7 separate regions of the Mus musculus genome follow, and all the other regions are linked to region 2. The links are chromatin loops, found by intact Hi-C in ENCODE. Cell type or tissue: heart. All regions are shown on one strand.

Evidence for each region. Hi-C counts contacts between places; a loop is a spot of excess contacts. Peaks named below come from ENCODE experiments on the same cell type or tissue, not always from the same donor. Only the 100,000 strongest peaks of a DNase experiment are listed, where the experiment ranks them.
Region 1: a loop joins it to region 2, with 4 times the contacts of the local background. A loop is called at or near these places in 2 of 42 quality-filtered maps.
Region 3: a loop joins it to region 2, with 2.7 times the contacts of the local background. A loop is called at or near these places in 4 of 42 quality-filtered maps.
Region 4: it touches region 2 in a loop (2.6-fold over the local background); 3 of 42 quality-filtered maps call a loop at or near these places.
Region 5: it touches region 2 in a loop (2.7-fold over the local background); 4 of 42 quality-filtered maps call a loop at or near these places.
Region 6: a loop joins it to region 2, with 9 times the contacts of the local background. A loop is called at or near these places in 7 of 42 quality-filtered maps.
Region 7: a loop joins it to region 2, with 2.6 times the contacts of the local background. A loop is called at or near these places in 2 of 42 quality-filtered maps.

The regions. Positions count from the first base shown.
Region 1 is chr1:151,126,020-151,130,019 of GRCm38, reverse strand. The region is part of intron 1 of Gm36139 (a long non-coding RNA gene); the gene reads left to right. Among named protein-coding and RNA genes, the nearest start is that of C730036E19Rik, 10 kb to the left of the region's middle. In heart, no CTCF peak of the experiment used is centred here; a DNase peak (open chromatin) is centred at 1,829; H3K4me3 peaks cover 226 bases; H3K27ac peaks cover 2,302 bases.
Region 2 is chr1:151,342,180-151,346,179 of GRCm38, reverse strand. Ivns1abp (influenza virus NS1A binding protein) reads right to left here and starts at 1,682. Exons shown (of 15, transcript NM_054102.2): 1 at 1,425-1,682. It also overlaps the pseudogene Gm10138. In heart, a CTCF peak has its summit at 2,447; DNase peaks (open chromatin) are centred at 859, 1,749, 2,449 and 3,069; H3K4me3 peaks cover 3,596 bases; H3K27ac peaks cover 3,395 bases.
Region 3 is chr1:151,155,933-151,159,932 of GRCm38, reverse strand. No RefSeq gene overlaps it. Among named protein-coding and RNA genes, the nearest start is that of Gm36139, 2.7 kb to the right of the region's middle. In heart, no CTCF peak of the experiment used is centred here; no DNase peak of the experiment used is centred here.
Region 4 is chr1:151,145,757-151,149,756 of GRCm38, reverse strand. All of the region lies in intron 1 of Gm36139 (a long non-coding RNA gene), which reads left to right. Among named protein-coding and RNA genes, the nearest start is that of Gm36139, 7.5 kb to the left of the region's middle. In heart, no CTCF peak of the experiment used is centred here; no DNase peak of the experiment used is centred here.
Region 5 is chr1:151,285,865-151,289,864 of GRCm38, reverse strand. No RefSeq gene overlaps it. Among named protein-coding and RNA genes, the nearest start is that of Gm46162, 37 kb to the right of the region's middle. In heart, no CTCF peak of the experiment used is centred here; DNase peaks (open chromatin) are centred at 204 and 2,164; H3K27ac peaks cover 1,135 bases.
Region 6 is chr1:151,169,312-151,173,311 of GRCm38, reverse strand. No RefSeq gene overlaps it. Among named protein-coding and RNA genes, the nearest start is that of Gm36139, 16 kb to the right of the region's middle. In heart, no CTCF peak of the experiment used is centred here; a DNase peak (open chromatin) is centred at 1,531.
Region 7 is chr1:151,101,603-151,105,602 of GRCm38, reverse strand. The region is part of intron 1 of Gm36139 (a long non-coding RNA gene); the gene reads left to right. Among named protein-coding and RNA genes, the nearest start is that of Gm36077, 20 kb to the right of the region's middle. In heart, a CTCF peak has its summit at 2,444 (motif pointing left); DNase peaks (open chromatin) are centred at 102 and 2,332; H3K27ac peaks cover 2,215 bases.

The DNA of each region.
Region 1 (4,000 bases), 220 kb after region 2:
TCATACCCACTAACCTCTAAACAACGCCTACTGTTGTTTGTCTAGCCTAATCGAGAGAGAAGTCAGTAAACCTTTTTCAGTAAGAGAAAATTAGTGAATATTTGTGGCTTTGGGACTGCTGAGGCTTCTGGGATCTTTGCACACAGCTTTGCTCTTGTGGAATAAAACTTGACATAGGGAAGAGGATCTGTGGCTGTGTTCCCATCAAAAGGAGTTTGCAAAGTTGGGTGGATTCTACCTGCAAGCTCTGGTTTACTGATTTTATATATATATACACAAAAACGCATATACACACACATATACACATACACACATACACAAACATACACATACATACACACATACATACATACACATACACACAAATACACATACACACACATACACACATACATACACATACATACACACATATACACATATACACACATATACACTTTACATACATGCATACACACACAGCAAGCTATAGTATTTTGGGGATAATTTGTTCTGACAACTAAGATACCTTTTCAATCAAATGTTGGGGTTATCTGGAAATCCTCTGTCTTCTAAGTCATGGAATTCATAATTACCCAAAGGAGACAAAGATTGGATCTTGGGTAGAAAACAATATTTAGCTGTTACAATGGCGTGTGGCCCTCCAAAGTTCATCTCTTCCCTGATAAAATCTCATTTGCATGTTGAATTTGGACTTGATAAAAATATCTATAAAGTATCCTTGTGGTGGTGGTGGGGGGGTAAAGAATGAAAACCAGAAATAATATGGGTCTGAGATGTGGCCTTTTGTCTCTGCCTGGGCCATTTTTTCAACTTTGTACTTTGCAGATAACTGACTATTGCAAATGTGAACAGTTGTTATCTCTAAACTTGCAGTGGCTTCAGTCCACTGGATAGGCAGTCACTCTGTTCCCAGAAGAAAGCCAGGTTTTGTGCCTGGGCAAATATCCTTCAACACTAACTCCTTCCATGTAGAGTCATGGTTCTTTACTTTCTCCATGGAAGGACTGAGTCCAGCCTATTGACTCCACTATAAATAGGATGCAAAGCTAATTGTTTCTCTAGTTCTAACTCTGTCATGCATTTTTAGTTTTTGATGGTAGATAAGTTCACAAAAATATATATTCAATTGCTTCAGCAGGCCTATCCTAGCCATGTAAAAGTACACGTTGAGATGTATAGATTTTAGAGCTGGTTAGTATTGGTGTGTGATAGTTTTTATGTCTAAATTTTTTATAATAAAGGTTTAAGAAAATATATTTTGTCTTTCAACTTATTGTAACATGTATTTTCTTTTCAAATAATTAATCATACATTAAATAAATACCTTTGACATGTTTATTTTGAATATATATATATATAATCTTATTGTTTTCCCCTTTCAAAATATAACTCAGCAATTTCCACTGATATATAACAGCCATTTTTAACTTGATAATAATATTAAAAAATATTTGCAAGTATTCATGTATTATAAGGCTGAAAGATGTTTCACTAAATGAATATACCACATTAGAAATTTATTTCTGGAGAACAATAAATGCTTTTTATGGATAAAGATAGATTATTTTCTTAAGATGTGTGAAACATGGGAAGTCTGAAGTGTGTCAAAAGCCTGTTACTTAATTTTTCTTGGCATTGTGCTTGTTTGCTTTTAGCTCTATGTTGACTTTTTGGAGGACATGGGCCAGTAGACATAAAGGCCAGGGCTATTTTCACAACTGTTTGTTGACAGGAGGTTGCCCGTGTCGCTACTGTGAATCTAAAGATCATTTTGGGAGAAACCCTAAGCCCTGGCCTCATGAGAGGTGCACACGAGGGTTAGGACGTTCAGTACACTTTGATACTTGGCTCGGACTACCCACTCAGGATTCTGTTTGGCTACAATTTATTTCAGGAACATGGAATCACTACTGTTTGTCTGAGTCTTACTTCTTCCCTGCCAGCTCCTCCCACCCTCTCCCTTCCTCTCCTACAAGGCCAGCAGCTTCTAGCACTTACTATGTTTTATATTTATGAAGTTGAACACTTAAGCCATTTTGGAAGGACGGCTTTCTTCTCAATTTTGATCTGCCCTGGAAATCACGTTCAGCTCTTGTCAGTTGCCCAGTGAGTGACTGTGAGGAGACAGGTTGGTCTCGGTGGGCCTGGAACTCTCTGTATCCTTGTCTTGAACTTGTGATTCTTCTGCCCTGGAAAATCCTTTTCAAGAGAACACATAAATAAATGTTCCATTCAGAGAAGTCAAATACAAAACAGTATTGGTTTTTTTGAAAGTGATCTTAACTGTAGGCATAGAGAAATGAGATAAAAGTTTTCTTTGGTGTCTTGTGAGACATATCCTTATAGCTCAGCAGCTGTGGTGGAAGATATCTAACCTAGAAATATATATATTCTCATTCTGTTTTTAAAAATACTATATAACACTTTCAAGGCCTAAATGATACCAAGTTAAATGCACAGGCAATAAAGATGATATGGATTTCTGGTTTTTAAGGGAAGAACATTTTGATGTTTTAAATTTTAGGAAAAACATATTTACTTTTTTGAGAACCTCCACATGTTCTCCCATAGTGGCTATAGAAGCCCCTTGAGGCACAGGATTGGCCAGGCCCATTCCCTGAGGGCCTCTGTCAGGTTTCACCCACAAAACACTCTGCCCTAATGGCAGGGCTCAGCCCCTGCCCCACAGAATAAAAAGCCCAGCTCAAGACTTTTCAAGATTTTAATCCCATCAATCCCCACCCTGGAAAGCTCCGTCTCTCATGAAATCCTATATAATAAACTCTGTCCTCTACTGCTTCTTGCCGGAGCAGAAGCAGCTGCCCTCCTGGGTCTTTCCCTCCCAATAAACCTCTTGTGAGAAGTTTGTTGTGCAGTGTGACTCCTCAGCTCCCAACTGCCAGGATACCTTTCCATCTGAGCTCTAACACTCACAGGCTGTACCCACTGACATTCCCATCAACACTATAGAAAGGCTGCATTTTCTCTGCTTTCTCACCTGTACTTGTTTTCTGTGGTCCTTTCTGATAAGAGCCACCCTTACTGCACTGAAATGACGTGGCATTCTGGTGTTGGTTTGCATCTTCCTGATGATTAGTGATACTAAACTCCTCCCCCATTTTTTTAAACCTACTGTACATTTTGTATGCATTCTGAGAAATGTTTGCTTAGGTATATGCCTATTTTTGAATGAGTCTTAAAGGATACCATTCTAATTATTGTTCTTTCTTTCTTTCTTTCTTTCTTTCTTTCTTTCTTTCTTCCTTCCTTCCTTCCTTCCTTCCTTCCTTCCTTCCTTCCTTCCTTTCTTTTTGCTGTTGAGTTTTTTAGATTTCTGTATATTCTGGATGTCAACCTGTATTAGTTACTTTCTTCTCTGCTGCTATACAAAGGTTTGTGTTGGCTCACAGTTTGAAGCTGCCATTCAAACACAAGGCAGCTAGTCACATTGTATGCAGTCAGGAAGCTGAGAGAGAGAGAGAGAGAGAGAGAGAGAGAGAGAGAGAGAGAGAGAGAGAGAGAGAGAGAGAGAGAGAGAGAGGAGAGAGAGAGAGATATTCTCATGCCTAGCTCACTTTCTCCTTTTTATTCAGTCTGGGACCCCAGTCCTTGTGAAAGTGCCACCCATATTTGTGGTAAATCATCCCTCTTCACCTGACTTGGGAAACACTCTCAGACACATCCAGAGGCACATCCTCATGGTGACTGTAAACCCAGGCATGCTGACTATCAAGATGAAGGATCACACAGCTCCTTCCCACATGTGCCTTTCTAGGTCATCTCAGCTCTCTGCTGTTTCCTTTTTCACTCTGCTGAGAAGAAGCTGTTTAGTTTGATGTACTTTTTGTTTTTTGTACTTTTGGGGTTCAAGAGATTTTGTGTGTGGAGGTTGCTGCTTCTGTTGGCCTGTAGAGCAAACTGATAGCCATAGGAATTTTTTTTTTCCCCACACAACCTTCAGATAAACGTTAGGGATAGTTTGGAGAATTATCCAGTT
Region 2 (4,000 bases):
CAAAGTTAGAAGGCAACTATAAATTAAGACAAAGGCTACAGAAATGGGAATCTATTAATTAACTCAAGATTTCACTAATTAGGAAATCAAAAGAAAGCCACCCCAGGCCTCCCTGCAAGGAAGCCACCAAAGTGTGGGTTTGATATAATGCCTGCTAGGTGGCATTACAGCATATTGGTTTCAATCCAGTTCTACCCAGTCAATGTTTACATCCAGGCTTACAAATAAGTCCTTTAACATTTTAAAGATATTAAAGACTTAGCAGGATTCAACCTGAAACTATTTTCTTAGTTATTTTTTTCCTAAGTCAACCACTGGTGTTAAAATTAAAGAAAATATGGCTAAGGTGATTTAGTCCGTGCGGCTTGTGTGCTCTTACTTCCAGAGCTATGGTGTATTGCCAAAACAGGAGACCACAACAAAACTCCTAAGAACTTGATATCTGGGTGTTCTAACCTCCACTACTGACAGACATTAAACAAAACGTTGCCTTTTAGGCCGTCCGACTTCTTTTTGATCGAAATGTTTGCTCTCCGGAATCATTTATCTGCAACTTATTGAGGGAAAGGCGGAAATATTTCTCAAATTTGTGTGTGTGTGTGTACAGATTTCCTTACGTTAATCTCCACTCTGACACTCCCCGGTGTCTTATCAACGAGGTCCTTTACCCAAAAATAGAAAAAAAAAAAAAAAGGTGATCGGACGAAAAGCCTGCTCTCCACCTATTTCTTTCAGAGAACATGGAGCCTGTGCCCCGGCGCGCCGGGGACCCCGCGCTGCAAGGCCTGGGGCGCGCTCTCGGCGGGTACAGCGAGGCACCCGCACACCCCCGGCCGCGATTGGCCGCGATTGGCCGGCGGCGCAGTCACTCAGAGCTGACACGTCAGGGCAGCCGCTCCCTCGCTCCTCCCGCCTCCTTTTCCCCGCGCTTGGCAAGAAAAGCGGGCAACGTGGAGCTCGAACAAAGGACCCCGTGGTCCACGGCGACCAGGGACTCCGTGCCACCCCACGCCTAACCCCTGGAACCGATGCGCTCTGAGGGCGGCTCTGTGTCCCCACGCGCCGGCCGCGGGGAGTCTTAGCCCGGAGAGCCCCAAACCGCAGCCGGCACCTCGCTCCTGACAGCGGGAAACGATGTCTACAGTCCTCGGTGGCCGCCGCTCTCATCCGGCGGGTCATCCCTCCTAGTCCTCCGCCGGGCCAGGTCCCGGGGACCCTCCGTCACCCAGCGCGGAAGCCTGACGATCCCCGCCCCGGCGGAGGAAGGTCCGGGACCACCGCGCTCTTCCCCCGCCAGCCGGCAACCGAGCCGAATGCGGAGCCCCGCGATGCCCGTGTCTCCCGGGACAGCGGGACGCTCCGCACCACCACCATCTTCCCACCCCGCCCTCTCCCTCCCGCGGCGCCCGCGTACAGCGCGTTACCTGGGTCATCTCTGAAGAGATGGCGAAATTCATCTCCAGAGCTTCGACGGGCTGCAGGCGGAAGGCGCTGGAAGGGGCTCGGGGCGACCGGGCGGGAGGCTGCGGGCTGAGGAAGACCAGTGGGTACTCGCGGGAACTCGCTCGCCGCCACGACGCGCCCAGCACCTCCGAGCGACTGACCGACCTCCACGCGCGTCCCGAACACACTGCCACCGCCGCCGCCGCCGCGCGCGCTCGCGCCGCACTCCCTCGCACGTCACCACGTGCGCTGCCGCCAACGCCTCCCGGCCGCTTCCGGCTCTGATGCCTGAGCGAATCACAGGCGAGCTCCCGGGAAGATCCCGCTCTGAGGCTCCGCCCCCGGACAGGGCCCCGCCCACCTCATAGCTCTTTTCCTCAACCGCCCCCTCCTTCCTTCTCGGCTCAACTAGGTCAGCGCAAGGTGATCCGGGAGAGCGGGGCGGCGGGGACCGCTCCTCCTGTTACTTATCGAGCGCGCGCTCCCTCCCGAGCCTCACACCCTCGCTTCGCCCTTTTTTTTCCACTGTCCAGGAACTGGTTCCCTCCTTCCTCTTCCACCTGCCCTACCTTCTCCAGAGATCCGACGTGGCGATTAGAGTTCTCAGCGTCACACTGACTTCTAGGCAACTAGCCTAGACTGGAGCTGCGTGTTGTGGGAACCCCGCGGCAGTAGTTGAGCATCAGGCTCTTACCTTGGAGGTGGAGGGGTGAGAAGAATGGAGGAAGAAGGGATAAGTCAGAGGAGGGCCTGAACAACTAGCCCCTCTATTGGCCTGCTTTGGGTGAGCATTCAGTGAGTGTGTTTAAAAAAAAAAAAAAAAAAAAAAAAGGTGAAAGAGATATTATCGGTGTGCCATAAAATGCGTGTTCACTTCTACTTTTTGTCCCCCTCTGGTATCAGTTCCTGATGTCTCGACTTCTTTGGACAAAGAAAAGTAGCTTGGGGAATTGTTAGTCCCTATCTCTACCCCCTGGGGCCTTTTAACCCAGGAGCCAAGCCCAGTCATCCACCCACCTTGCCCCTAGGAGGCAGGCAGTTGTTTAGGTCAAATGTGATTTAAGCTGGGCTCCACTTCTTCATATGACTCTGAAGCACATGCTGGGAAGTTTCCTTGATTGAAGATGAGGGGATTTGGTGAGATTATATCCAAAGGTCTATAAAGTATACACATAATCGAGTTAGGTAAAGGTTTCCAGATTAATGCTTATACTGGTTTATAGAGGGCGCTTACACAGTCTAGACCTGACTTTGATCATCCCGCTTAATTTGTAGCCATTTCTTGGAGCTCTTTGACAATGCTTCCTACCCTTCTTTAATGTGTTAGCGGGTAGGAAATAGAAATTGGGAGGGGGGTCTTCATTACTTTTAAAAAATAAGATCTTGTGGCCAGGAGACGTTTCTTTTTTGTTGTTGTTTCACAAAAGGAGGAAGTAGAAACTGAGCTGTCAGCTAGTATGATTATGTGTCTTAGAGAAACTGGCATTTGCCGTCCAGCTTTTCTCTTTGATAGCACATTACTTTTGTTGCAAATGACACTATTAGGGACCTGGATTACTGAGCTCCTTCTGGCAGTGAGAGAATATGAACTGCCCACTTGGGACAGGCACATGACTGGCCTGCCGGACACATGGTCCTACTTGCTGTACACTAAATAGCGTCTTTGTAATCTGGAACAGTCAACACTCTCTTAAAGCGACAGTGTGATCGGAGTCAGTGCATTTTGGCCTTCAGTATTTCCTGCTCTATGAATCCTGGCATAATTTTACATAGTATCTGTCTTTCAGGCATCTCAGTATGTATAATAGCCACTGACACTTGGAAGTGAGCCATAAATGATTATTTGCATTCTTTGTAATAGTAACAAAGGACATAATGTTGATCTCGGGGCGGAGAACATAGTTTAGCAGTAGAGTGCTTGCCTAAAGCACCAGGGTGCTTGGGTTTCATCTCTAACACTGTAAACACACAAACACATTATATACACAGATTTTCTAAGACTGATCATTATTAATTTATTTGGGTGTATGTTTTATGTCAGATAAGTTGGGAATTGGTGACAATAATCACCTTTGTTGTTTCTCTTTGATCATGCTTCAGATATTGTCCCATACTGAATTCTGGCCAATGATTTGTTTATTCTCAATGTACTTAATTCCTAGGGCTAGTGTAACAAATTATCACAGACTGTTTTAAGAGAAAGATGTCTGTGTCCAGTTATAGGAAGTTAAGTCTGAGATAAAGGGACTAGTCAGAGGTTCTTTCTCTAAGACTAGGGAAGGATCTGCCCCAGGCCATGCAGCCATGCAGGCCGTGCAGGCCATGCTTCTGTGGCTGCACTCCAGCTACTAGACTTCAGCAGCTTAATTCCAATACGTTGTGTGTGGATGTGCATGTGTGTGTGTGTGTGTGTGTGGGCGGGGGGGGGGGGGTCTTATGTAGCCCAGTCTGAATATGAACTTATTATCATCCTGTCTCAGCCTTCCAAGTACTAGAAATACATACAGGGCATGGACTCTAATATGTATTTGATATTCCTGTCATCCAATTTTTTATT
Region 3 (4,000 bases), 190 kb after region 2:
GTTATGTCTGGTTTGCAGTCTGGCCATTCCTCAAGGGAGCAGACACCAGCGCTGCTGCTGCTGTGGCTGCTGCTGTGGTAATGTGGCAGGGCTGCCTGCTGACTCTGAACTTCTGTAAGGCTAACCAAGATCTGACATGTTAATACAGCTTTGATGCTCTCAGCCTCTAAGTCACTGGAAATACAGTTCTGGGAAAAATTCCTGAGGATATTTCTTTGAACATTGGTATCTTCATCTAGAAAGGGAGGAAAGGAAGGAGGGAGGGAGGGAGGGAGGGAGGGAGAAGCAAAGTGGGGAATTTGTGCCTCCACAATTCCCCATTTTGGAGAGAACTATTTATTTCCCATCACTTATGAACATCATGGTCTCTTATTTTAAACTTCTTTAATGATTGCCCTTCCAAAGTTTCCCCTGTTCAGAAAACACTGGTAAATAGAAAACTTAAGCATCTCCTTTCTGTTAGAAAAGGGTCTGTTTGTTATTGCTCAGTGACACATTGCATAAAGGAACATTTTAAAACTCACAAATATTTTCTTGTAGATTATTTCATGTTGATGGGCAGGGAAGGACCAACATTCTAAGGTTACTGGTATACAGACAGGTGAATTAACTAACTGGCTCATGGCCATTCCTGTAGTAAATGATAAATCTGGGAAAAACTTCAGGCTTCTACTTTAAGATCAAGGCAAATGGCCTATGAGAAGGAAGGCTTTGTTTCCTCGTCAAGTGTAAAGGAAGAAAAATATATTCCATGATTTTCTAAATCAGGAATTTAGAATATAGTCTTTACAAATTAAAAAAAAAAAAAAAAACCCCAAAGCTGTGCTAGTAGTCTGTGCACTGTGTTCATGCCTGGTATACTGCAGAGGTCAAAAGAGGACCTTTGACCTCCTGGAACCAGAGTTAAAGATAGCTGTGAACCTCCACATGGCTCTGGGACTTGAACCTGAGTCCTTGGGAAGAAGAACCAGTGCTCTTTACCATAGGAACATCTTCCCAATCCAAGATTATCCAAGAGCGCAAACAAAGCAAATCTTCAGCCCTGATGTCCTTTATGGAGGTAACTGCTGTTATGAGTTTGGTATGTATTTTTTCCTTAAAAAAAACAAAACAAAACAAAAAACTCAATGGTACTTTTATGTCATTATAAAAGTGGTATATGGTCATTACAGGAGCCAAAAGGGGGGGACCCCTCCTTTTCAGTGCTACTTGGAGACAGAGTTAATATTTCATCATGCTTCCCATTAACCTTGATAGAGGCATGCTTTTACAGCTATACATATCTTACATAACTAAGGCTTTAGTGCGTGTATGATTGACTGCTTTTTAAAAATTTACATATCAGGAAAATTTTCTCATGCTAATGAGTTTTTGGAACGATATTTTAAAGGCAGCATGTTTCTTTAATTAGGGGTGGCACAGTCATTTCGTTAACCATTTACTACTTACTGGAAGTTTCCAATGTTTGTATAACTGTAAATGATGCTGAGGTGCTATCTTTTTTTCATAAGGAAGGAATGCTTCTTAGGCTCAAATTTTACACATTTTCCTTTATTTACCCTACCGAGCATATTGGCAGAAGTCCTGAACTGTGTTAATTATCAAATCAAATCATTTGGGGAGGCTCCCGTCTCCTGGCCACTGGGCCATTTGTACCAAATGAATAATGGAGAGAACAGTGGTAACGAGCATGGCTCCGTGGCTGTTCATTAATGCCATCTGCTCAGCAAAACATTAATGAGCTGCACTTTTGACCCGTGAAGAGCGCTTTTAATTACAGTTCTTTCTTGGTGTCTTTGCTCTTTTGATTCCACCAGCCTGCCAGAGCCTTTGAACATACTGTCTATGCTTTGCAGCCATGAATGAGCTCTCTGGCTTTGAGCTGATTTAAGCATTACAGTAGAAAGGGCATGATAAAAGGGCAAATATCCCTCTAAGCTTTGCTTTTCACACTGAAGCTGGGATAAATGAGATAGAGGTTGAAAGCTCCCACAGTTACTTGACTAGTAGACCAATCACAAGAGATCTAAGCAATGAACGGTTGCCCAAAGATTACAAGTGCTATCAAAAACATAAACATAATCAACATAAATAGCAATCAGAGACGTTGACTAATAACTAAAATATTACAGCATTTTAAGCTGTAAAATCCACTATTTTTTCAATGGAATATCCAATTTCATCATGGAATACTGCTGGCATACATAGTATACAAATGGATTCATTTGTGAAAAGCTTACTTGCCAGTGAGGTTGAAAATAGATGCTATCTGGTCAACTCAGGAGTAAATATTGATGTCTTAAGATCTGCCTTCTCTGTGAGGCAATATCTATGTTTAGCAAAATGTATTAAAAAAGAATTATCACGGTAGGATTCTAGCAGTGTTTAGTTATAAATGTTAGTGATATGATTGTAATTTCTGGGAGGGAGGAAATTATCAGCAGTGTCACACAAGAGACAGAAACACTTTGTCAAACTCCTGTTCCACAAGTTAGCTGATATGCTAACACCATGGTTATAGAAAGGAGTGACTGCACATGAAGGCAGCTCACCACTGTCTATAACTCTAGTTATAGCAAATCTCACGTCCTCTTTTGGTCCCTTCAGGTACTCCAGGGAGAACACCCATTCACATAAAAATCAAAATAAATATATTATTAAAAAATAAAAAGAAGAGTGATTATGGTTATATAAAAGAGTGTGTTTTAGAGGCAAATTTTGCCAGAGGAATTTGGAGAGACGTTTTCTTATTATTGAGACATTTGCATTTCTGACATAGTTGATCAGGAGGTGAAGCACAAGGCTCTTCCTGATCTTCATAGCTCCCAGCTGCCTTGTCTAATGACGTCACCTAAGCCAGGTCCTATCTGGGTAAGAGGAAACACAGCCCCCAGCACACAGGACGTATGTAATCTTAGTGCTTGATTTGGTTAAGTTTCTGAGTTCATAGTTAATCAAAGCTTGCTTTTTATCAAATTAAACAGAATAGAATGCCACAGATAGCTCCTACGGACACCGACACATGACACAGTTTGCTCCCACTGGGAAAGCAGCCATTTCTGCCCCTGGAAATGCACTTCATACTGTTACTGTCACCACCACTGATAGAACAAATTTGGCTGTCCCTGCTTCTTGGAATCACTTGATTCCAAAGTGACATTTTCACTGCTTAGGTCTTAGGGTCCTGCAGAAAAATGATACCAAACACTTCATCACTCTTTAACATACACAAAAATCCCCTCTGACTTAATCCCAAATATGAAATGTGTTGGCTGACACCATAACCAGAATAATGTCAGATCTTTCTGAGGATGTGGGCAAGGGCAACCCAGCAAATCTCAATCACATGTGTATGTTAACTTGTATTGGCTTTGTGGTTTTGGTACAAAGTTAAGGCCAGGTAGGCAAGAAGTTGGACATGAGATAATCAAAGCATCTGCGCTTGTATCTTGGAGTGGGGTTTCTCCTGATGACCCGAATGCTCCCAAGGTTAAAGCTGCCTTACAACTGCAGTGAGGCTCTTTCTGCTATATCAGAAAACTCATGCGCCACAGGGCTTTCCTAATTGAGTCAAATACACACCAATGAAAAGCCTGTATTGACTCTGGGAAGGGAAGCAGATCAGTATCTTGCTCAGCCATCCTCAGAGACTTCCTCCTGCAGCAGATGGGACCAAATACAGAAACTCATAGCCAGACATTATGCACCAGTGAGACCTTGAAGCACTCAGGCCTAAAGAAGATGTCTCCATCAAATTGCTCCCCTCAGGGATCAGGGAACCCTACAGAAGAGGAGGCAGAAAGAGTGTAAGAGACAGAGGGGATGGAGGATACCAAGCAAACAAGGACCTGTAAATTCACATGGCAAGGCCCTGTAAATCAACAAAACAGATGCACTCATCCCCAGAGACTGGGGCAGCACACACAAGGCCTGCCTGGGTCTGGATCTTCACCAGTTGGGTTCCTAGAACTGAAAGGAAAAAAAAAAAAAAAAAGACACT
Region 4 (4,000 bases), 200 kb after region 2:
CAGTTTTGGGGCTCACACTCCTTTAATGAAAGAGTACTAATGAGTGTTGTGCTCTGCTACCCCATCTGTGCTCAGCTGTTAAAAGGGTAGTGGCCAGAAAACTAAGGCAGGATTTTCATTTCAAACACTAGAAGATGAATGGCCATTTTAATTAGAAGATAGTTATTCAGAAAGGTCTGTCTAGCTCATGGACTGGCCATGAGGGCTGGGGGCAGAGTACACATTAGAGTCACACCACGGTTTTCCCTCAGGCTTGCTTCATTGAGCTGTGGACACCTTCACAGGGAAGTGGCCATGGTACCCTCTTCTGTTGGGACCAACAATGGATGCTAACATTAAACAATGTGGTTAGGCCTTTAGCCCCTTCCCTTTTTGGATGTAGATGCTGCCCATGTCACCTTCTGAAGACACAGATTTACACAGTCTCTATTTTGGGTCTAAACAAAACCTGTTTTTTTTTCTTTTTCTTTTTTGTTTTTTTGTTTGTTTGTTTGTTTTTTCCAGTGTTCTCAGGTGCTTTTTTACAGTTTTTATTTTTAGTGATTTTATTAAACAAATGGTAAGTGTACACATTTATGGAATATGATGTTATGTTCCAACGTATGTTTATTTTGTTTATAGGGATATGAATTTATACAACCAATGTGGAGAATGGTATGAAGATTGTTAAATATAGAACTACCATATATTTGACAATCTCACTTCTGGGTACATATCCAAAGGAAATGAAATTAGTGTGTCAAAGAGACACATTGCTTATTGTAATGTTCTTTACAAGAATGAAAATTTAAAAGCAACCCACACATCTGCCAATAGCTCAAGAAGGAGGTATGGTCCACATATCTTAAAGGGGATACTAGAGTAGCCTTCAAAACACAAGGACACTCCTCTGTGACAACATGGATCTGTAGAGTGTTACGAGTCATTAACTTCTAATAAACACCAGGAGTCTGTGTGCCTTGAGTTCCCACTTGTCCTGTAGCTACAATGGTCTTTGAAAGTGACTATCTGTTGTGTGACAAAACTTTTTCTGGGAAGAAGCAACACACATGTCTACTCGCTCAGACAGGGACCATATGACAGACCAAAGTATTGCTATTACCTTCCCTGGCTGCTTTTTTTGTGTTGACTTGGCACAAGCTAGAGTCATCCCAGAGAGAGAAACTTCAGTTGAGGAGATGCCTCCATGAGATCCAGCTGCTGTACATCTTCTCAATTAGTGATCAAGGGGGGAGGGCCCAAGTCCATTGTGGGTGGTGCCATTCCTGGGCTGGTGGTCCTGGGTTCTATAAGAAAGCAAGCTGAGTGAGCCAGGGGAACAAGCCAGTAAGCAACACCCCTCTGTGGCCTCTGCATCAGCTCCTCCCTCCAAGTTCCTGTCCTGCTTAAGTTCTTGTCCTGACTTCCTCCAATGATGGACTATGATCTGGAAGTGTAAGACAAATAAACCCTTTCCTCTCCAACTTGCTTTTGGTCATGCTGTTTTGTTGCAGCAATAGAAACCCTACCTAAGACATCACCAAAGTCCAATTTGGTGAACCAATTAGCTTTATTGGGGTTTCTTATAAGAATATAGGTGAGGGGTTACTTACAAGAGCAGAAATGACTCAAAGACAGCTGCATTACCAAAGGCTACCCCACCACAGATGACAGCTCACAAAGCTGAGAATCTGGAGCACACTGTACAGACTGCACTCAGCTCAGCAGGTTAGAGTGTCCTTTCCAAGTGACTCAGTTAATCTAAAACCACTTCCAGGCAACTTGGCTGGTTTCTGCTTCTTCCTGGCAGGTGGTCTGGGCTCAGAGTCCTCTTTGCTGTTTGGTTTAGCTCATCTGAGAGTGACTCTCAGCTTTTACTGCTCACTCTGGCAGGGAGGGGCCTAGTGAATTTGGTCAGTTTCAGGGACTTCCTGAAGCTATTTTGAATTGTTCAACTTTCTGCTTAAGGAGTTTCCCAGCAGGATGGAAAGGTTACAGAACTCTATCTGGTGCAGTTGTCCTCCTCCTCCTCCTCCTCCTCCTCCTCCTCCTCCTCCTCCTCCTCCTCCTCCTCCTCCTCCTCCTCTTCTTCTTCTTCTTCTTCTTCTTCTTCTTCTTCTTCTACTTTTATGTATGTATATGCATCTATTCTAATTGTGCAGGCATCTGAAGCTGCCAGAGGAGGGAGTGGGAGATGGAGATACAGGCATTTGTGAGTTGTATGGCATGAGTGCTGGGAACTGAACTCAGGACCTCTGGAAGAACAGCAATCCCTTTTCATCCCCATCACCTTTCAAATGCCTGTCTTGTTGAATGGGTTTATTCTTTACTGCTGAAGTTATAGATTGCTCACACATAAGAAGGTATTTCAGATGTCAGGTTAGTGAAACAAATGACACGATCTGCCACTATTCCTGCAATCCTAGATGATGAGGGATTACCTGTCTCTCAAGGTGTATTTCAGTCTCTGAAAGGGACTGTCATTAGCTCTGTGCAGGCTCATCTCATGGCCCCTGGAGCTAATTCTGTCATCAAAGGACTGAGAAAAAAGGGCCAGGTGATATGCCACAGTAGGGATGCCAATAGTCACACAGGTAGGGTTAAATACCAGGACTGCAGGAAAAGTCAGGTGACTCAAAGGTAAGAATCCTGGTTTTTGGTGTCAGGTTGGTTTCCTGTTCTTTATTGGTTATATCTGTTCTATTGTGTAAGAATAGTAACTGTCTTGTAGGATTGTTGTGAATTATATATGAGTAATACCTTTAATGAAATTAGGAGAGTGTCTGGTAGGAAATAACAGCCATTATTAGTGTTAGTATATTACTACAATTCAGATACACGAGGAAGTTAGGCTCATTTTTGTGCAACTGAACTTATCTTACCTAGTTTTCAAAATTGCAGTTTTACTAATGATGTGGCAGATGCGGATTGTGTGAGAGACTAAAAAATGCCAGACAATGACGATTTAAATGGCTTTTAAAAAGTTTTTAAAGGTTTTTAAAAGTGTCATTTATTCACATTCATTCATTCATCCATTCATCCATTCATTTATTCAAGGATGATGGTATGTGTGTGTGCATGCACATGTCTATGTGTCCACATGATATGGCATGAGTGTGGAGGACAAAAGACAACTGGTAAGTATCTGATCTTTCTTCTCCCCCCACATAGGTCCCGGGGATCCAACGTAGGTCATCAGACTTGGTTTCAGGGTCCATTAAATAGACTTTCAAGGATATAAATGAACAATTTTTAAGATCCAAACCTCTGGCATATTCAATATATATAATATAATGTATAATATATATAATATGTGTGTATTTATCCTTAGTTATGCTGTGTGCACTCTGTATAGATAATCTTTATCATGGCTTGTTAATAAGATAATGTATAAGACTCATACATACTTAGTATACATAAATTTCCTTCTTTTTGTTCATGATAAAAATATAACAAATTTCCCAGAGATCATATGATGATTTTTGGCATCCATATGCCTGTGAGAGAGAGAGAGTTAAGTGTGAAATGACATTTTTTTTAATGTGCAAAATCTTTTAGAGAGATAACAGATATGTCAAGATAAAGCTGAAAAGGCTTGCCCATGCATGAAAATGTCCCATGCAAACAGTTGGGCTTGGAATTGCAAAACTTTTTTTTTTTTTTAATTTTGAACTAATTGAGCACTGCCTCCCCAACCCCTATGTGCTAAGAAGACTCACACAGGCTTTCAAAGGCTGTGTGGATCTACTGCCTTGTCTGCGCTCATGAGTGTGGAGAATGGTCCCAAGTTATCTGTTTCTCCTGGAAATAAGTCAAATGCTTGAGGGATTTTTGAGAATTTAGATGAAAACTAAAATAGTTTTCAGTGTTTGAGTACATTCTTTGTGCAGAGAATATGTTCTTTAAAAAACTTTTAAAAATCATGTATTTGTGATATATTTTCAATGTATATCATCCTGGGAGTCATTATTAAGTTTAGTTGCTTTTGTACCTTTTTTTCTTAAACAAACAATGCAGAGAT
Region 5 (4,000 bases), 56 kb after region 2:
TTTACACCAGTTTACATTCAGTCCCTTACAACGATGATGCCTTGGTTTCTGTTTCATCGGGCTCCTTGTCCCTACAGAAGGCCTTTCTGTTCCACGGAAGTCACCTGGCAAGCGAGCCTGCTCCTGACAGAGCCGGTAGCTTGGTTGACTCAGTCTCCAGAGGCTGCCTCAGGGTTGTCTCCTCTGGGCTCCAGAGTCTATTTTTCTGTTTACTTAGGGATTAATCATGGTTTCCAGACTGGCCTGCCAGGATGCTAGCAGGGCTGGTTTAAGAAAGCGGAGGTACTGGATTTGGGTTTTTCCATGCCCAGGCTAGTGATGTTCTGAGGAAGAAAATGAATGGATGTGTTGTCACGTTTACAGCTCCTGGAGGAGTTACTGAACGTTGTGTAACTTGTCTGATTCTGGTCACTTGTCTAGTAAAAGCCTAAATTTGTCACTTCCACAGAAATTGGGACGGGTTCAGAACAGCCTTTACCAAAATATTTTTGTTTGGTTTGGTTTTGTTCCGTGTATGTGTGTGTGCACGTGCGTGTGCCTGTGTTTGCGCAGAGGTCCAAGGCCAACATTTGGTGGCTTTCTTAGTTCTCTCCCTTGTTGAGACAGGCTCTTTTATGGTACCTGGAGATTACTGATTTGACTAAGCCAGCTGGCCAGTAAGCCCCACCTCTCATGGCCTCCCTGATGCTAAGATTGATTCAGCCTGACTTTTTATGTGGTTTTTTTTTTTTTACATCAGTTTTTGTTTCTTTGTTTCTTTGATTGTTTTTGTTTCGAGATAGCGTATTACTGTACTGAGCAGTACAGATAGGCAACAGTAGAACAGTGGAAACTCAGACCCCACATTCTACCAATGCCCGGGATTCCACTTGACTGCCTTACTCCATAGAGTGAGGTGTAGTCTCCAGAAGTGTCTGTCTATGTGTTTCAGAGAGCCATGGTGCTACTGTAAGAGGATCAAGCCAAGAAGTGTGGTATACTCAAGGGCCGTGGTATCAACTTTGACTGTTTTCTCTGTGCTGTTCGTATGAAACTCACAATTATTGGGAAAGAAAGATGCTCTCTGAAGTCCACATGACATTTCCTACTGAAGAGGTAGGAGAAACAATGGAAAATCATTCCTTCACTCTATAATGGATCTAGCTGATGCTCGGATACCCCAAGAGCACAGGAGCAAAGGAGTGCAGAATTGATCTCTAAACTAGAATTTCCACATGTGGGGTTGGATATTATAGTGCTCTGGGCTTCCGGTCACTTTGTGTTCTTCCTAGACAGTGGAGTGTTCACCGTGGCCAAGTGAGATGAGCGTGTGACAACTACAGATCAAGAAGGTTCTAGAACACCTTCCTTAGAAGTTGTAAACTGGGAGCATGCCCATCAGGCTGTCTGTAAGAGCTTCCAGAGTTGTCTGCAGAAATGGGACGACATCAACAGTACAGGATCTCGAAGCAGCTAACCCTATTGCTTCTATAGACAAGAAGCAGAGCGCACTGAGTGTGTGCTGTTGGGCAGCCTCCTTTCTTCACTTACACCGTCCTGGGTCCCTGGAATGGTTCCATTGACAATTAAGAAGAGTCTTTCCACATTAACTAATGTAACCAAAATAATCTCTCGTCGTCATACTTGGGAGTCTATCTCCCAGTTGACTGCAGATTCTGTTAAATTGACTCTAACCATCATACCAGCAAACCATATTCTCTGTCTCTAGAGTAATTTTTATGGAGGATGAATGAGGTAGAATTCTAGAATCAGACACAAATCATTCTCATTTTGGAAAATTGTAACCAAATAAGAAGTTTTTGTATTCCCCCCCCCCGCCCCCCCCGTGCACTGAGAGCCAACCCAGGGCCTAGTCAGAGGACATAATGCATTATGCATTTCTTTTTAAATTTGTGGGTGTTGTGCACATGTCTGTCTCTGTACCACATGCATGCCATCTCTGCAGCTCCCAACATAGATAGCATGATAGCACTCCTGAACAGCAGAGATCTGAAGTCTGAGACACTCACTGTGAGTGCATACTGTTCCTTTCCCCCTACCTCAGACTAAGCCAGACATGAGGTGGCTCCGTCTTTCTGCACTTGCTTGCTGAACACAGAGGGAAGTGACAGGGACGAGGCTGAGCCACGGGCAGGATGCTGTCCCTTCACCCTGACTCAACGATGTCTGCGCCAGCTTCCTTCCCTTTCTGCTGTTTCTCTTCCTGTTTGTGTTGGAGCCCTGGCAGGTCTCAACCTTCCTGCGTTCCATGGAAATAAACGTGTACGTTTGTGAGTGTGCGCTAAGATTGGTGTGGCCTCTTCAGGCAAAGCACAGTTCATTCTCCTTATGGGAAAAAGGAGAGTCTATCGGGCCAAACAGCAGCTTTCTCAATGGTGGCTCGTTTTTTGCCCGAGATAAACATCTTGGACAAATTAAGGCATCAAACCGTCTGCTCCCCTGTCCACTTCCCTCCTGGCTGCTGAGGAGGTGGTTAGAGAGCTTATTTTACCTCTCCTAATCAGGGCTGGCATTTCATCTTTGAGTTTAGTGCCAAACTTTACTTTTTTTTTTTTTTTTTTTGCCATTTTACTGCTTTGAACAGATAGCATCAGCTGGTTGGTGGCAGTAGTTGCTGTGGAGGTGCACGCCTTTAATCTCAGCATTCCAGAAACAGAGGCAGGTGGATCTCTGAGTTTAAGGCTAGCCTCATCTATAAAACATGTTCCAGGACCGCCAGGGCTATGCAGAGAAACCCTGTTTTGGAAAGCAAAGCAAAGCAAAGCAAAACAAAACAAAACAAAACACAAACAAAAAAATTACAAAATGAAGAATGGAAGAGAGAGACAGGATGTCTTACTCTGGCTCAGACCCCATTGTCTTTCTCTTGAAAGTGGTAGGATTATGAATGTGGCACCAAAGCCTTGCTTTTTTTTTTTTTTAATTATTTTTATTCCATTTTTCTGTGTGAGTACGTGCACTCATGTGTGTGGGGTCAGAAGGCAACTTATGGGTTGCTGAGAATGGCTTGATGATCCTTTCCTTCTGTCTCCTACACCCCAGGGACAGAAGTCAGGTCCTTGGGACAGTGGCATGTTCCTTTTCTTACGGGGCCATTGCTTTGTTCTTCATGTATAGAGGCATCTGCTCTAACTATAGACTGTTCATAGGATGGATTTTGTGAATGCATATATTTAAAAAAGGTAGACTTTCTCCCCTGCCTGAAAATTTTATTTCCCAAGAATTAGTTTTTATTCTGATTTAGATTTCTTAATAAGACCGAGGTGAGAGCTCTGACATTAGAGACAGTTCATTAATTGTTCCATTGTTTGTATGTCCCAGACTGGCTGTGTGACTATGTGCTAATTACAGACCTAAGTGGCAATTTCCAGGAATCCATGGGCTGAATACACAAGGCTTTAGCCTCCTCTTCTCTAATGTTTGTATTAAGATTGGATTTAAAAAAAAAAGAACTATCTTATTATGGGACTCTTTAGGCAATCTCCATGATCCATGATATTATTACTTTAAATATTTTGATTTTCGCTTCTCTCTCAGAAGATGATAGTAGTACTCCTTCAGTTTGGGAGTCAGTTTGAAAGACAAAAATATGTGCAGTTAAGCATTAGTCCCTCGTTTTAAAAGTAACCTTCTGATGAGCAATTATGACATGTCTATTCTAGTAAAATATTTGACCCTATGTTTCTAGCATTTGAAAACCTATCAGCCAGTGCACCCTGTGTGACTACCAGCCCTGACTTCTCTTCACACACACTTCCCTGATATAGAGATCAGGGTTCAGATGTAGGTATAGGCCAGCAGCAGCAGCAGCAGCAGCAGCAGCACCCAGCACTTGGGAGCTGTAAGCAGGAGGATCAGGAATTCAAGACCAGGCTTAGCTATATAGCAAGTTTGAGGCTACACGAGGCCCTATCTCAGAAAACAAATAAACTGAACAGTATGGAGGAAAGCAGGATCTTGAAATGGCCAGACCCCTGCAAGCCTTTTCAGTTTGTTTGCC
Region 6 (4,000 bases), 170 kb after region 2:
AATGGTGCTGGCTCATCTGGTGGTTATCATGTAGAAGAATGCAAATTGATCCATTCTTATCTCCTTGTACAAAGCTCAAGTCTAAGTGGATCAAAGAACTCCACATAAAACCAGAGACACTGAAATTTATAGAGGAGAAAGTGGGAAAAAAAACCTCGAAATGTAAATAAAGAAAATATCTAATTAAAAAAAAGAAAATAGAAGTTATACCGATGCTGTTTCTGGTAGATGATATCAATATATTTTATGACTGGTTATATTGATTGTGGTATCCTGGTTGATGAAGTATGTGCTGGATTTCTGTACTGTAAAGGTAGTATTTTTTCTGAAATTTATGAATTCTTGGAGAATATATTTTTGAGAACTTGCAACTATCCCATGTTTTGTCTAACTTTTGCCATTAATTTAGCACACACATGTGTATCTTGCTGAATATAATTATTGTCATTTTGTGTCAGCATTTTTGCTGTTTTTCCGTTGTTTTTCTACTCTGCTTAAGCAGGATTCTTTATAAGGAAAGTACATCCCTTCTCCTTGGTTAATTAGTTGCTCACTAAAGCAGCTAATTAGTGTTAGTGTAGATTTGTAGATGTTCATTTTATTTTGTGGTTATAGACTCCTGCAACTTTATTTGTTTTGTTGCTCAAAGTGGTCCAGCTCAGAACCATTGGCTCATAAATATTTTTTACATGCTTCATTCTTTCTAGTTATTTGTTCCTTATTATTTTTATGTATGTGTATGTGCACATGTGAGCGGATGCCCTTGGAAGATGAACGAGGGTGTCATCAGATCCTGTAGTGCTGGAGTTACAGGCAGTTATGAGCTGTCTGGCATGAATCCTGGGAACTAAACCTGGGCCCTCTTCAAAAGCAGCAAACTCTCTTAACTGCTGAGCCATCTCTCTAGCCCTTCATTTTCTTTTTAAAAACCTAGTTGTATTCTTTGTTCTTCATTACTGATTTTTACTCAGCTGGGTACGTTGGTAGAGAAAGATAGAGGTGATATCTCACAGAGACTATGATATCTTTTAGGGTTTTGTGGTCTCCTGACTCACTTGAATGTAAGGTCATTAGCCTTGGGAGAGTAGAGAGCCCTGAGTCACAGGGTTGAACATTTGCTGTGAGCAGGGTCCCATGACAACAGCAGGTTTAATGCATGTCATTTCAATGGTTCTGAAATGAATACCCCATGGGAGAGATGGGAATCTCAGCTTCTCACTTCCAGTCCAGCACTATTTCTGTGTGCTTAAGAAAGCTTAAGGCGGACTATAACACTTCCAAGGATATGCCATCTGCTTGTCTCTCAGCTCTGTGGCTCATAAAACACAAGGATAGAAGGAATTGAAGAATCTTGACTGTGAGACATTTATTATAGGGATTTTTTTTTTTTTTGTCCCACTCTCCCTGGGGAAAGCAGTACTATTGTCCTGCAATGAGCACTTAATGCCTTGTCAAATGGGTGCCCATTAAGAGTCTTGGCATTGGGTTGTCTTTGTGGTATCTTAGCTCCCAGTGGCTCTCTTCCAGTTGCCACCTGATCTATCTGGCTGAGCAAGCCTCCAAGTCCTGTGCTCTTGTCTGTGACTAAAGTCCTTCTCTTTCTGGATTAGGGATCACAAGACAGTTTGGCCACTTCTTTTCTTAGGCAATGCACTATTATTGTCAACCACAGAGAACTTGATGTAATGTAATGCAGAGACTTGTGATAGGTGTGTGTGCTCAGGAATGTGAGTGAACAGGCTGGCAAATTAATGGGGAAGGAAAATAGTCTTTAAAGACACTGCTAGATGTTTAAATACTCTGGCCTTTCCTACATTTGTGTAAGGCCATTTCCAGATGGTGAATTCAGGTTAAGTCAACAATATATATTTTTTCTGACAGTAAGGATTGAGATAAGTAAGTGAGATATTGCCTATGAAATCATGTGTGTGAATGGGACTGGCTTCAAAGGAATACTCCATGGGTCCTTTCTAAATATGTGGCATCTCTTCTATATTATTTATTCCTTCAGTAGCCTGTTTGTAATTTGGAAGATGAATCTATTGTGCAGTTCAAATGGTACACTATCTATTTAAACTAGTGATGACTTGGGCCAGCCTGACAATTCACGACAGTTACTTAATCATGAGTAAAACTGTAAGTTTTTAAAGCTAAGAAAAGCTCTGATGCCCAGGGCAGACAGCGAACATGCATACTGAGAGGCAGATTTTGAACCCCCCTGGCTACCATTGTTTGTCTTTGTTTTTTTTTTTTTTTTTTTTCCTTTTCTTTTCTTTTTTTTCTAAAAGGAAGAAGTTAGATTTAAATCCAGTTACCCAGAAAAAAATGTATTGTTTCAAAATATATCCACCAATTCAGTTATTATACATTCAGGGACAGTGCTAATGTCAGTGGGACTATAGTCATTAGCAAAATTACTTTGGCCCCCATTGAATTTTATGTCTACAGTAAAGCTGTCCAGCAGAAGTAGGATGTGAGGCCAGATATGGTTGGGTCCTAGCACATGGAAGGCTGAGGCAGGAAGATTGGGAGTTTGAGACAAGCCTGGACTCCTACCGAGACACTGTCTTGCTTTTACTAATGCTATAAAGAAATGAAATGTTAGCCCAAGTGTAACTTAAACATTTTTATTAGAAACCATAAAAAAACAAACCTAAAAATTTCATTTCATTTAACTCAATTTAGCTAAAGTACTCTATTGAAATGTAATTCAATAATCCTAAAATAATCATGACATTTTCTTTTCTTTTTACCTTACTGTCTCCATAATTTGGTGTGGATTTAACACCTGTGACACATCTCAGCTGGGGTCAGCCACATGCTAAGTTCTCAGGCCTATTGGCTGCTGCATTGGTACAGGTACGTTTGCTAACACCTACATAACCATACAAGCAAACGTTTGTATTTTAATGGCAAGAAGTAGAGCTTATGGGATGCACTAGAGAGAGCCAGCTTTGAGGAAAGGGAAAGGGTATTCTTGGGAACAGCATAGGTGAAATCTAGGAGTTGAAAAATCTGGGAAAATAAGGCCAGTGTGCTGAATGGGAAGAAGAGAGGTACCAAGACAGGAGGTGAGAGAGGAACAATCCAGGAGAAATGGGGTTTCAGAAACACAAACATTTTAAACTGTAGATACAGACAGACACATGGGGAGGAAAAACTAGAGAGGGGAGGGACTAGATACTAGTTTTAGAGGCATAAAGATTAGTCAAGTTACACTGTTTGTGAATGTTCTAATGTCCGAGCTTCTTGGAGATTACACATTAGGGAGCTAGAGCCACAATTGGAGTAGGAGCTGAAAAAAAAAAATTAGCCAGATAGATCAGGAAGGGAGGAAAGACATGGCAAACATAAACTGTGTCCTACAAAGATCAAAGGTCATGAGGGAGACTGTATTCAGTGGTGGGAGTGGAGGGGCCAACAGGACAAAGCATGGAAGAGTCAAAGATGCTGATGTGAAGCTCTCTCTCTCTCTCTCTCTCTCTCTCTCTCTCTCTCTCTCTGTGTGTGTGTGTGTGTGTGTATGCATAGGGAACTGAGTCAGTAGATCTTCAGCAATAGGTGAAGTTTCCTTTAGTTGTCTGCTAGTAGCCTAGTGGGTGGTAAGTGAGGAGTTTATGTAGAGATGAAGTGTCCAGAATTAAATAATTGCTATTTTTGCACTGCATACGAAGTTCCTGTCAGTGGCAGTTACATGTTATTGTATATAACACATAGCTCAGATCCTATAGGGATCTCTACCTAGCCTGTACCATGTGTGTTCTTGTGAGTACATTCTGTAATATTTGCACAATGGCCAAAAATTGGCAAAGGGCACCTTTCTCAGGATGCTATCACTGTGGCCAAGAAATGTGTGACCACACTTCTACACACTGGGGGTTTTGGAAGGAATAATCCAGAGACTTAAAAGAGGTTCTGGAAAATAGACCCATTCCTCAAATGACCACAGCATTGTACTGAGTCTTGAGAGAAGCCATGTTTGTCTGGAGACTGTGGAGAA
Region 7 (4,000 bases), 240 kb after region 2:
GAGTGACTGAATGCAGGGAGCCCATCTGTTCTGCTCTGTGGCCTCAAGATCTGCAGGTTCAACGTCTGAGTGTCACAAGGCTTTGGAAAGGGGACCAAGCCAGGATGATTGCATTTGTAGGTTGGAGGGAGTGGTGGTGGGGTGGAGGTGGGGCACAAGTAGCCTCTCACACAGTTACATAAGAAGCATAAAAATAGAGGCTGTCTTGATTGTGTTAGCATCCGGATGAGTTCCTAGAAGACTTCCTTTTTGGCGACTTTGAGTGAAATTCTCCTTCCTGTAGCAAGAAACTCTTGCAAGAAGTTTGAATCAAAGTTCTTCTGTTTTTAAAGTATGGCTTTGGGATAGAAGATCTGGGTGCTTAGTAAACATTTGATTAGATAGTGTTTTCATATTTGCTTTGAATAGTAAGTGTAAGTAATACTACCACCACAATAAGCTCCCAAGCCTTGGTTGATGTCTTGGTTTTTCAAAATTGTTAAGAATGTTCCTGTGGAGGACTAAACCACCAACCAAAGAGTACACATGGAGGGATCCATGGCTCCACCCGCATATGTAGTAGAGGATGGTCTTGTCGAACATCAATGGGAGGAGAGGCCCTTGGCCCTGAGAAGGCTTGATGTCCCAGTGTAGGGGAATCCCAAGACAGGGAAGTGGGAGTGGATGGGTTGGGGAGCAGGGGTGGGGGGGAAGGGAATAGGGGATTTTCAGAGGGGAAGCCAGGAAAAGGGATAACATTTGAAATGTAATTAAAGAAAATATCTAATAAAAAAGATAATTAAAAAAGAAAAAAAATCATTAAAAGTAGGCATTGAAAAAAATTAATAAATTTTTTTTAAAATTAATAATAAAAAAATTAAAAAATGTTCCTGGACTGTCTTTTGTGGATGGTCTTCTCCATGAACCTCCAGAACTTCAGGCCTTCAGGAACTCTTTCCGTTTTAAAGTTGTGTTCCTGCTTAACCACTCAGCGACCCTCTCTCCAGCCAGCTGTTGAGGAGAGGGCTGGGGAGCTGCCTGTGGAATGGTTGCAGATACCAGGTCTGGAAGGCATTCATTGGCTGGAGGTTAGACAGCTGCTCATAGAGAAGGCAACTGGACAAGTAGGGCTGAGTTTTGAACCCAGGAAGCAGAGGGGCGGGCTTTATTCCATCTCGTTTCACTGTGTACACCCATCTTTACCACAATCATTTCAAACACTTTTAACTCGAGATAGCTTAGGCAGGACACAGTAAAAGCTCATTTCAATGTGTATTTTGGAATTAAACCATTTTGGTCTCTAATTAAACTTTAAGAATATCCCAAGATTTCCAGAAAGACCGATACAAGGCATCCATTGGCATTTACTGTGATTTAGCCAAAGCAGCCACTGTCATCATCTACAAATGTATTTGCAAAAAAAAAAAAAAAAAAAAAAAAAAGCCCTAGAATTGAGTTTTGATGACCTTATTTACAAGGCATCTATAACCCTTGACCTTATCTGTCTCCTTGTTCCTAGTCACTGACTTTAGAGCATTTAATGGAAAGTTAGTTTACTAAAACATCTACATTAGGATTCTCTTCAAATGTCTACAATATGATGAGGATACCCATAGGGTTTATTTTTAAAAGGCTTCCACTGCTTAAACAAATTAAAAGCAGTAGTGCTGAGAGTCTCTTTCAGCTCCCATATTTCCAATGTGCTGTCTCTCTATTTTTAGCTGTCATTGAAAGGACTAACTCCTGATTGCATCTACATGGTGCAATTCAAATTACTTAAGCTGTTTTCGTTAGCAGGAAAAGTTAGTTTCACTAGGGAGCTTCTTGCACAATGCTTGTCTCCAGCTTGTCTTAAATCAATTAGTTCAGAAACTCATAGAGCTGGAAGTCTCCAGAGCTGTCTCCCAACTGATAACCCATGCTAATAATTTGCACAGCTTATTCGACATCGGCAAAGTGAAACATGCTTTTGCCTGTTCATAATTGAGTTCATCTCTCTTGCGTTAACCGTATTGGTTGGTTTAATTAAAGAGCCACAGGCTTGCTAAGGACCAATATGGATTATCTCCTGCTTCGAGTTCCCTCTTGTTTAGATTTGGACATCTGCTTTGGGTCTAAGGGACTCTCTCACTGTCCCTTTAACAGCAATGCGCCCCCTCCCCTGCATATCTCACCCAGGAGTGTCTTAAGCCTGAAATATACAGCTAAGTCATATATTGTGTCTTGTTGTAGCAGCAGCTGCTGTAGTTTGTTTTTAGGGCTGCAGTTTGAGGTGAAGGTCATACTTTCTGTTCTCATGACTGCTGATAATGGCTGCAGGGCTCCTGAGGGAGCAGCCACAGACCAGAGCATGATGGGAGAAATGAACTCAGGTGACCCTTCTGTTTTGCTTAGATGAGGCATTACTGGGGAGTTCTTACCTAGGGCCAGGCTCCTGCGTCTGTCACTGCCCTCTACTGGATCAGTGCAGATGCCCGAGCGACACAGAGGGGCAGCTGATGAAGACTCTGGAGCCCAGCTCTGGGGATGTGGAGACAGACCTTACTCTTCACATCACCTGCATGCAATTAGCTGGTGACCGACCGTGGGTTGCTTGGTTTGACGTTTGCTTGTGCTGGAACGAGTCACATCTGTGAGATCTACCAGATGTGGGTTCGATTTGATTTTGCACAGTTGCAAAATAAATTGCATTTGGGCTTTGAGAGAAGATATATTTAGATCAGAGACATGAGAAGACCAAATGTTTCCAGAATGCGGAAAAAGACCGTGGCAAGAGCGTTTTACCGAGGGCGGATGGTTTGTGTCTAAGCCGACCCAGAGATGTATATTAAAAATTTCTTCAGAAGTTATCATAATTCCATCGTAAGCCTTCAATGTGCATTGCTGTGGAGGGGGACAGATCGACTTGGGGGGCTATTTGCTTTAGTCATCAACATGACTTTCCTCCCCAGAACCACTTCTTCTGCTCTGATCCCTATACATTTATCAACCCCTATTCCCTTTGCTTAGCTTAATGGCTTTTGGACTCTCAGCTACGTTTTATTTTTCATCCAAACTCTCTGCAGAAGTGGCAGGAATGGAAAAATAACCCAGAGATGAGATCTATATGCTTGTCCTTTGTGGTCCTTGGGAAAAACTATAGAAAATTCAAGTAAGAATAAAGAGGAAACATTAAGTCACCCCATTTGTCTCTTCCAGTCCATCTTTCTTTACCTCTGTGAGTAGCTGGTGAGGTTGCTTTTATCCAAAGCCCCCCCCTGCCTTCTGACCATCCCTTGAGTTATGTCAGCGTGAGTTCAGGTCATTTATGCCCCACTTCCCCCAACCCCCACTCCCATGGGGTGGCTGCCAGCTAGCTGCACTTCTTGAGTGAAGGCCCCAGCCTGTGGCTAGCAGTCTCCTTCCCTTAACTCTCTCTACAAAGCTTCCTGTCCTAGGCATTGCTAGCCCTGATGACTGGTAGGGTTCACCCCAACACCTGTAAGGTTCTCTATCAGAACCTCGCAAACGTGCCCCTTAATACACTTCTCAAATTACTTGAAGAGTTTCATTTGTTTTCTGCAGAAACTCTGCATAGTACAGTTATAATTACTATCCCCAAATAAGCTATTGTGAGTATTTTCTTAGCTCAAGCTACCATTAGGATGTTGTATATAGGTACCATATTTAGCATGTGCTTGCACATGTATCTCTGTCTATTTTTCTATATATTTTCCACACATGAACATGGGAGAGAAATGAGCTGTGTGGAGAGAAACGAACTTTAGGCAGTGAAGCATCTCTGTGTGGTATTGTCCTGGTGGGTCTGCACCATTAGACACTGGTAAAAATCATGGAATGTACATCAAGGGTAAACCCCACCAAATAAGCCTTGCCCTTTTGGTGATGATGATATGTCTGTGGGGGCTTATCAGTCATAAAACATGTACCACTCTGGTGTGTGTGTAAGGATGCTGATAAGGGGAAACTGCCTCTGTGGGGCAGAGGGCACATGGGAATTTTATTGTTGTTTTTCTTTTTT